Linked DNA regions of Homo sapiens: region 2 is linked to region 1. A link is an interaction called in ENCODE POLR2A ChIA-PET data of the cell type or tissue named here. Cell type or tissue: A673. All regions are shown on one strand.

Region 1 (4,000 bases):
AAACAGATGTTCAAAAAAACTTGTACATAAATGTTCATAGAAGCACTATTCGATAGCCAAAATATAGAAACAACCCATATATACATCAACAGATGAATAAACAAAATGTATCCATACAACTGAATATTATCCAGCCATAAAAAGAAATAAAATACTGATAGATGCTACATGCTACAGCATGGTCGAACTTCAGAAAAATTATGCTAAATAAAAGAAGCCAGACACAAAAGGTCACATACTGTATGATTTTTTTTTTTTTTTTTAAGATGCAGTCTCGCTCTGTTGCCAGGCTGGAGTGCAGTGGCGTGACCTCAGCTCACTGCAACCTCCAACTCCCTGGTTCAAGTGATTCTCCTGCCTCACCCTCCCAAGTAGCTTGGATTACAGGCATGCGCCACCACGCCCAGCTAATTTTTTTTTTTTTGAGATGGAGTCTCGCTCTGTCGCCCAGGCTGGAGTGCAGTGGCGCGATCTTGGCTCACTGCAAGCTCTGCCTCCTGGGTTCACACCATTCTCCTGCCTCAGCCTCCCAAGTAGCTGGGACTACAGGCGCCCGCCACCACGCCCGGCTAATTTTTTTGTATTTTTAGTAGAGACAGGGTTTCAGTATGTTAGCCAGGATGGTCTCAAACTCCTGACCTCGTGATCTGCCCGCCTCAGCCTCCCAAAGTGCTGGGATTACAGGCTTGAGTCACCGTGCCCGGCCTAATTTTTGTACTTTTAGTAGAGATGGGATTTCACCATGTTGGCCAGGATGGTCTCGATCTCCTGACCTTGTGATCCACCCACCTCAGCCTTCCAAAGTACTGAGATTACAGGCATGAGCCACCGCGCCTGGCCGTATGATTCCTTTTATATGAAATATCCAGAATTGGTGACTCCATAGACAGAGAGAAAAAAGCAAATTAGCGGTTGCCAGGTGCTGAGGGTAGGAGAGTACAGAGTTTTGTTTCAGGGTGATGAAAATATTCTGGAACTAGAGTGGTGATAGTTTGTACAACTTTGTGAATGCACTAAATGCCACTGAATTGTACATTTTGGTGAATTTTACGTGTAACTTACCAAAACAAAAAATTATTTTTAATTAAAAAAACTTTTGCATGATAAAGCATAAGAAAGTCTTATATCAGGAACGACAATATAAGAGGAAAACTGTGATAAATCTGAATTATCTATAAAGATTTGATACGGGGCTGGGCAATGGTGGCTCACGCTTGTAATCCCAGCATTTTGGGAGGCTGAGATGGGAGGATCACATGAGCACAGGAGTTCAATACCAGTCTGGACAACAGAACGAGACCTCATTTTTGTTTAAAAATTTTAAAAATTAGCCAGGTGTGATGGCACATGCCTGTGGTCTCAGCTACTGAGGAAGGTGAGAAGGGAGGATCATTTGAACCCAGGAAGTCAAGGCTGCAGTGAGCCACAACTGCACCACTGCACTCCAAGCCTGGGTGATAGAGTGAGACGTTGTCTCAAAAAAAAAAAAAAAAAAGAAAAAAAGAAAAAGAAAAGAGTTGATACAAATAAATAGAACAAATCTACAAAGTTTTCAGGCTAAGTGGTCAAAACTGATGCACAGATTATATACCAAGAAATAATTATAATAAAATTACTCACATAAATATAGGCCACCAGAATAAATGATTATTAAAACATTTTTAAGGAAACGTTATATTCTAAATACCTTATAAAAACGATAAAAATCAATGTGGCCAGGCCACAGAGAAACCCCTAAACTTAAATAACTCCAGTGACACTTTAAAACTGTTCTAGAGAACAATCTGACACTATTTAACAAGTGCTATAAAGCTAGTCAAGTGCTTTGACCCAGTAATTTCGTTCTGAGGACTATACTTTTAAAGGAACACGCAAAGTAGGAAGAACAGGAAATAACTGGAGAAAAAAAATGATAGTAACAATCATGACAGCTACAATGAGAAAATACGAAATGATCTAAACAATGAGAGGAGACCTAAGTAAACTGTTATTATTGCCTAAGCACAATAGAATATATGTATATGTATACATATATTCTGTATATGTATATAATATATACAGAATATATGTGTATATATTAATAAAAATTTAAATTAAGTAAAAAGGAATGTAAGAAATAATGTCAAAGTAAATCACAAAATTGTGCATGCATTGATTTCAACTCTCCATATACATTAATGATAAATGGAAAATAATATGGAGTGAGGGTTTAAAACTCAATAGGCTCTTTTCTTTTTTTTTTTTTTTTTTGACAGAGTCTCGCTCTGTTGCCCAGGCTGGAGTGCAGTGGCACAATCTTGGCTCACTGCAAACTTCGCCTCCCGGGTTCAAGTGATTCTCCTGCCTCAGCCTCTCAAGTAGCTGGGACTACAGTTGTGTACCACCATGCCTAGGCTCTTTTCAAAATTATTGTAGAGAGTAATAATTTCCGAGCAATTATTTCCAACCACCTTCTTTACCCAAATATCAGTTAAAAAAATATATACAGGTAAGGCAACAATTAAAAAAATGTATAGAATAAATATAAGTTTAGAAGAAAATCTTGGCCGGGAGCAGTAGTTCATGACTGTAATCCCAGCACTTTGGGAGGCCGAGGCGGGCGGATCACCTGAGGTCAGAAGATCGAGACTAGCCTGGCCAACACGGTGAAACCCTATCTCTACTAAAAATACAAAAATTAGCCAGGCATGGTGATGTGGACCTGTAATCCCAGCTGCTCAGGAAGATGAGGCAGAAGAATCGCTTGAACCTGGGAGGCGGAGGTTGCAGTGAGCTGAGATTGCACCACTGCACTCCTGCCTGCCACTGCACTCCTGGCCTGGGTGACAGAGTGAGACTCCATCTCAAAAAAAATTTAAAAAAAAAAGAAGAAAATCTTAAGTGATCAAATTAAGATATTTTATTTGTTATGCTCTTACTGTACACCTCTTCTTGTTGAGATGTAAGTTTTCAGGCCAATCCCCCAACCCAATTTTGAGGAAATATTTTTTCATTATATTTAAAATGTTAGCTAAATCTTTGTAATAAAAATGTTTTTCACACAATACTTTGGTCAAGATACACAGATATGCTTTAAAATATCAAGGAATTTCCTATTTGAAGAAAACAGAAAAAAAGAAAAAAGAAAGGAAAGCCAATTAAATTAATGCAAACTATACATTCACATATATGAATAAATTTGAATAACTGTTACAAGATCAACAAAAATACCTTGAATAGGCTGGGCACAGTGAATCACGCCTGTAATCCCAGCACTTTGTGAGGCTAAGGCGGGAGGATCACTTCAGCCCAGGAGTTCAAGACCAGCCTGGGCAACAAAGCGAGACCCCCGTCTCTAAAAATAAATAAATAAAAATAAAGAAATAAAATAAAATACCTTGAATAAATTCACAAATATAACATTGTTCAATTATTAGCTTACACGCAATCTTTGTACAAATAACTGCCTAACCAGTGCTCTGCACAGTTGCTGCCATAGACAGAAGCCATCATAAAAACCAAAGACTTGATCTTACTCCTGGTGACTGATAAAAATTAAAAATAAATAAATAAACCAAAGACAAACTGAAGCTTTTAGAGATTCTGTCTATTCAGAATTGAAGGTAAGAAGATGCCATGAAAAGCAGAACCAGTGAAAAGCACAGTTTAAGGAAGCTGATCTAAGGGACACTCTCCTGCCTCAAATTCTACTACTAGAATTTTTTCTTATACTTCTAACATCTAAATGAGGAAAATGCAATTGCAGGGAATGGAGGAGGAAGCAGTATTGAGCAATCTACTAAGGCAATCCCCCAGAGTGTATGTTTCTCCCAGAATGTTCCATTTTTCAAAACTATTTATTTTCTCTCCTCCCTAATCAAAGTTTTCATTTGTAAGCCTATCAAAATATATTTTTCTCATTTCTCCAAAAAAGTTTATATTCATAAGAACTAATTGTATTTTTAAAAAAAGTCAACTCACCTGAAATTTATTATTTAACAATGGAGAACATGAGAACCTT
Region 2 (4,000 bases), 380 kb after region 1:
ATCCCAGCACTTTGGGAGGCCAAGGTGGGTGGATCACCTGAGATCAGGAGTTCAAGAACAGCTTGGCCAACATGGCAAAACCCCGTCTCTACTAAAAATACAAAAATTAGCTGGGTGTGGTGGCACTTGCCTATAATCCCAGCTACTCTGGAGGCTGAAGCATGAGAATCGCTTGAACCCGGGAGGCAGAGGTTGCGGTGAGCCGAGATTGTGACACTGCACTCCAGCCTGGGGGATACAGCGAGACTCTGTCTCAAGAAAAAAAAAAAAAAATAGAACTACCATGTGATCCAGCAATCCCACTTCTGGGCATATATCCAAAGGAAATGAGTTGAAGAGATGTCTGCACTCTCATGTTCATTGCAGCGTTATTCACAATAGCCAAGAAATGGAAACAATCTTTTAAGTGTTCATTCACAAAAGAATGGACAAAGAAATTGTGGTAGGGTGAGGTGCAGTGGCTCACACCTGTAATCTCAGCATTTTGGGAGACTGAGCAGGAGGATCACTTGAGCTCAGGAATTCAAGACCACCCTGGGCAATATAGTAAGACCCTGTCTCTACAAAAAAATAAAAAATAGCTGGGCATGGTGCATGCCTATAGTCCTAGCTACTAGGGAAGCTGAGGCAGAAGCATGGCTTGAGCCCAAGGAGTTTGGGGCTGCAATGAGCACTCCAGCCAGGGTGGCAGAGCAGAGTGAAATGCTGTCTCCAAAAAAACAAAAACAAAGAAATCATGGCACATATATATATATATATATATATATATATATATATATGCATGGCATATATATATATATATATATATACATACACACACACAAATATAAAATGGTATATCATGTATGTGTGTATCTGTATATCACACATATATCTGTGATATAGATATTCCATTGTATATGTGTGTGTGTATTCACATATATAGATACACACACATGTGTATACAATGAAATACTACCCAGCCTGTAAAAAGGAGGAAGTCTTGCCATTTGTGACAACATGAATGCAACTGGAGGGCATTATTCTGAGTGAAATAAGTCAGAGACAAATACTGCATGATCTCACATATGTGGAATCTAAGAAAGTCAAACGCATAAAAAGAGTAAAAAAGTAGTTACCAGGAGTCAGGTGTGGGGGTAGGGAAATGGGAAGATGTTGGTAAGAGGGAACAAACTTGCAGTCATAAGTAAATTGTGGAGACCGAATATACAGCATGGTGACTATAATAATAATGAATTGCATACTAGGAAAAAAGTTTTTAAATGGGTGTAGAGTTTTGATTTTGCTAGATGAAGAGTTCTGGAGATTGGTCGCACAACAGTGTGAATGTACTTGACACAACTGAACTGCACACTTATAATTAAAGGCTGAGTGCGGTGGCTCACACCTGTAATCCTAGCACTTTGGGAGGCCAAGGCAGGCAGATCACCTGAGGTCAGGAGTTCGAGACCAGCCTGGCCAATATGTCAAAGCCTTGTCTCTACTAAAATTATAAAAATTAGCCAGGCGTGGTGGCACACACCTGTAATCCCAGCTACTCAGGAAGCTGAGGCAGGAGAATCACTTGAACCTGGGAGGTGGAGGTTGCAGTGAGCCGAGATCACACCACCACACTCCAGCCTGGGCAATAGATGGAGACTCCGTCTGAAAAAAAAATAAAAATGAAAGCAACTTGTGAAGAGAGAAAAAACAGTGTTAACAGCTGAGGAATGAAATTATCGTCTGTTTGTTTCCTATCCCTAGCATTTGATGATTACAGCTTATTTTCTTTTTCCAGAAGTTTTGGTGCTTGCTTGCCAGCAGGTTGTTCCCAGAGATTGTCTGTGTTCTAGAAAGTGACGTCATTTTGCATGGTAGAGAGCAGCTGGATAGAAATAGGCCTGCCTATCTCACGGCAGGGCGGAGTCTTGGAATGCGGAGTCTTTCATTCAAATCATACTGAACTTCCTGATGTGAAATCAGCCATCATCTCACAAGCTTATCTCATCAATTTCCTGGTAGAAGCAGCTGTGCTGCCAGGGATAGAATCCTCTGGCCAGCCATTATTAGATCTGAAAAAGCACCCCTTGTTTTCCCTTTAGTGCTCAAGCCTTAGTGTCTGCCAGTTTGAATGGCAGTGGAGTTTAGGGATTTGTATGTACTTAAACTGAATAAGGTAGAGAGCCTAATGGTCATGACAGAATTGACAGACACCCTCTCTGTGGAGTGTTGGATCACATATGCATTGCCTCTGATCAGTCTGCTTGCTTGAAACTAATGTCAAAGACAATGTCTAGTGTTGCCTCTTACCTTTAATAGGAAACTAGAAATAGAACCCTTGGTCACCTGTGCAGAGATTTGCCATCAGAGAACTTCATCTGTCCTTTAATACTTTTGCTGTGTCCTGGAAATGATTTCTTTACTTGTCTTCCAGGATATGTCACTCATTCCTACCAACTAATAATAAGCATATCTAAATCTTGTAGACCACTTTGCAATTTACAAAGTTATGTATCTATTATCTCATTTAATCTTGATAGCAGAACTAAAAGGCGATAGTCTTATCCCCATTTTGTGGAGAAGGAATCATAGCTTCAGATCATATACCACCTGTAAGCAGCTATGATCGTTATATCCCTGATGACAATACCTTAGTTCCACATTGAACCAGTTGAAGATGTTAATTATATTATCTAACAAAGTCTCTTTAGTGTGATGTAGGAAATACCTCACACAAAGGACCATTTTACTATATATAATATAACATCATGTTGTATACCTTAAATATATATAATAACTTTTTTTAAGACAGGAAAAAGAGGCCTTTAAGAGGCCTACTGGAAGTAGACCGGAGATCTCAATGTCATGAACATTGAAGAACATATATTTTTGTTGTCATTATGGTTTTATTGTGGTTGTTTGGAAACAACACAAGTCATATGGACTGAAACTGTTAATTGTTTCTTGTGGCGTGCATGATCATTCTGATTTTTCTATAAAGAGTAGAGATAGATAGACGTGTTTCCTTTTCATCATTTGCAAGCATTGTCTAGATTATGGGGAGGCAACTGCCACTGTTAGATTTCAATAATATAAAAAGAATAGAAATCAGGCCCAGGGGAAAAATCCACTCACTTTGGTAGTAGAACTACATCAAGAAAGCTCAGGGGCAAGGAGACAACAGGCAAGGAGACAGTTTCTCCTATGGAGACAGACTAGGTTCTATCAGCAATTCTGGTATCCTGTGTCATTGCCAGCAGGCACCCTGAAGGGAATGAGATGAACCACAAGAGAATGTGTTGGTAAGAATATATCCTTTGCAACCTTACTGCAGAATGGGGAATTTCTTTTGAGCTTGATCCGTTTTTGTTCCCTAGAGTCAAAAATATGTTTTCTTGAGGAATCTCAAGAGTAGAATCTTTGGGTGTGGATTGGGGAGAGGAGTGCGCAGAGAACAGGACAACAATGAAGGCTGGTTTTAGAGAGGTAGAGCAAAGATGCCGTAAACAAGCATAGTAGTTAGAGTATTGTGAGATGAAATTTGGGAGTTACCCTTCAGGCCTTTATCATCATAAGAGTCATTTTCTTTCTGGTGCTAGCAGCATTCTTCTGTTAAGGTAGGTCCCCTGTGTCTGTCTTCTTGAAAGTGGGAGTTCAAACTTTCTCTCTTTTCTTTCTTCTCATCATGACTAGAGTATACCTGAGCAGATATTTGTGTTTGTACATTCTAGTTCAGTGATATTCATGTTTTAATCATTGGAAAGCTTTAAAGAAATATCAGTGCATGTATCATTTTTTTAAAAGCCCCCCACATGATTCTAATATATAGCCAAGGTTGACACTGTTCAAGAGCAGTGTTTATCAAACTTTAATGTGAAAATGAATCATCTGGGGATCTCGTTAAAAGATGGTTTCTGCTTTCAGTAGATCCAGGATAGAGCCTAAAATTCTGCATTTTCAACATGCAGAACACTTTGAGCAGCAAATTCCAGAACAATGGCTCTCAAACTGGTATACAAAA

Evidence for each region. ChIA-PET counts read pairs that join two places held together with the same protein. Peaks named below come from ENCODE experiments on the same cell type or tissue, not always from the same donor. Only the 100,000 strongest peaks of a DNase experiment are listed, where the experiment ranks them.
Region 2: POLR2A ChIA-PET joins it to region 1 with 6 read pairs; 1 of 35 experiments calls an interaction of 5 or more read pairs at or near these places.

What each region holds. Positions count from the first base shown.
Region 1 is chr15:44,381,171-44,385,170 of GRCh38, reverse strand. All of the region lies in intron 8 of GOLM2 (golgi membrane protein 2), which reads right to left. Among named protein-coding and RNA genes, the nearest start is that of CTDSPL2, 44 kb to the left of the region's middle. In A673, no CTCF peak of the experiment used is centred here; no DNase peak of the experiment used is centred here.
Region 2 is chr15:43,996,733-44,000,732 of GRCh38, reverse strand. The region is part of intron 1 of FRMD5 (FERM domain containing 5); the gene reads left to right. Among named protein-coding and RNA genes, the nearest start is that of WDR76, 170 kb to the right of the region's middle. In A673, no CTCF peak of the experiment used is centred here; DNase peaks (open chromatin) are centred at 322 and 1,892.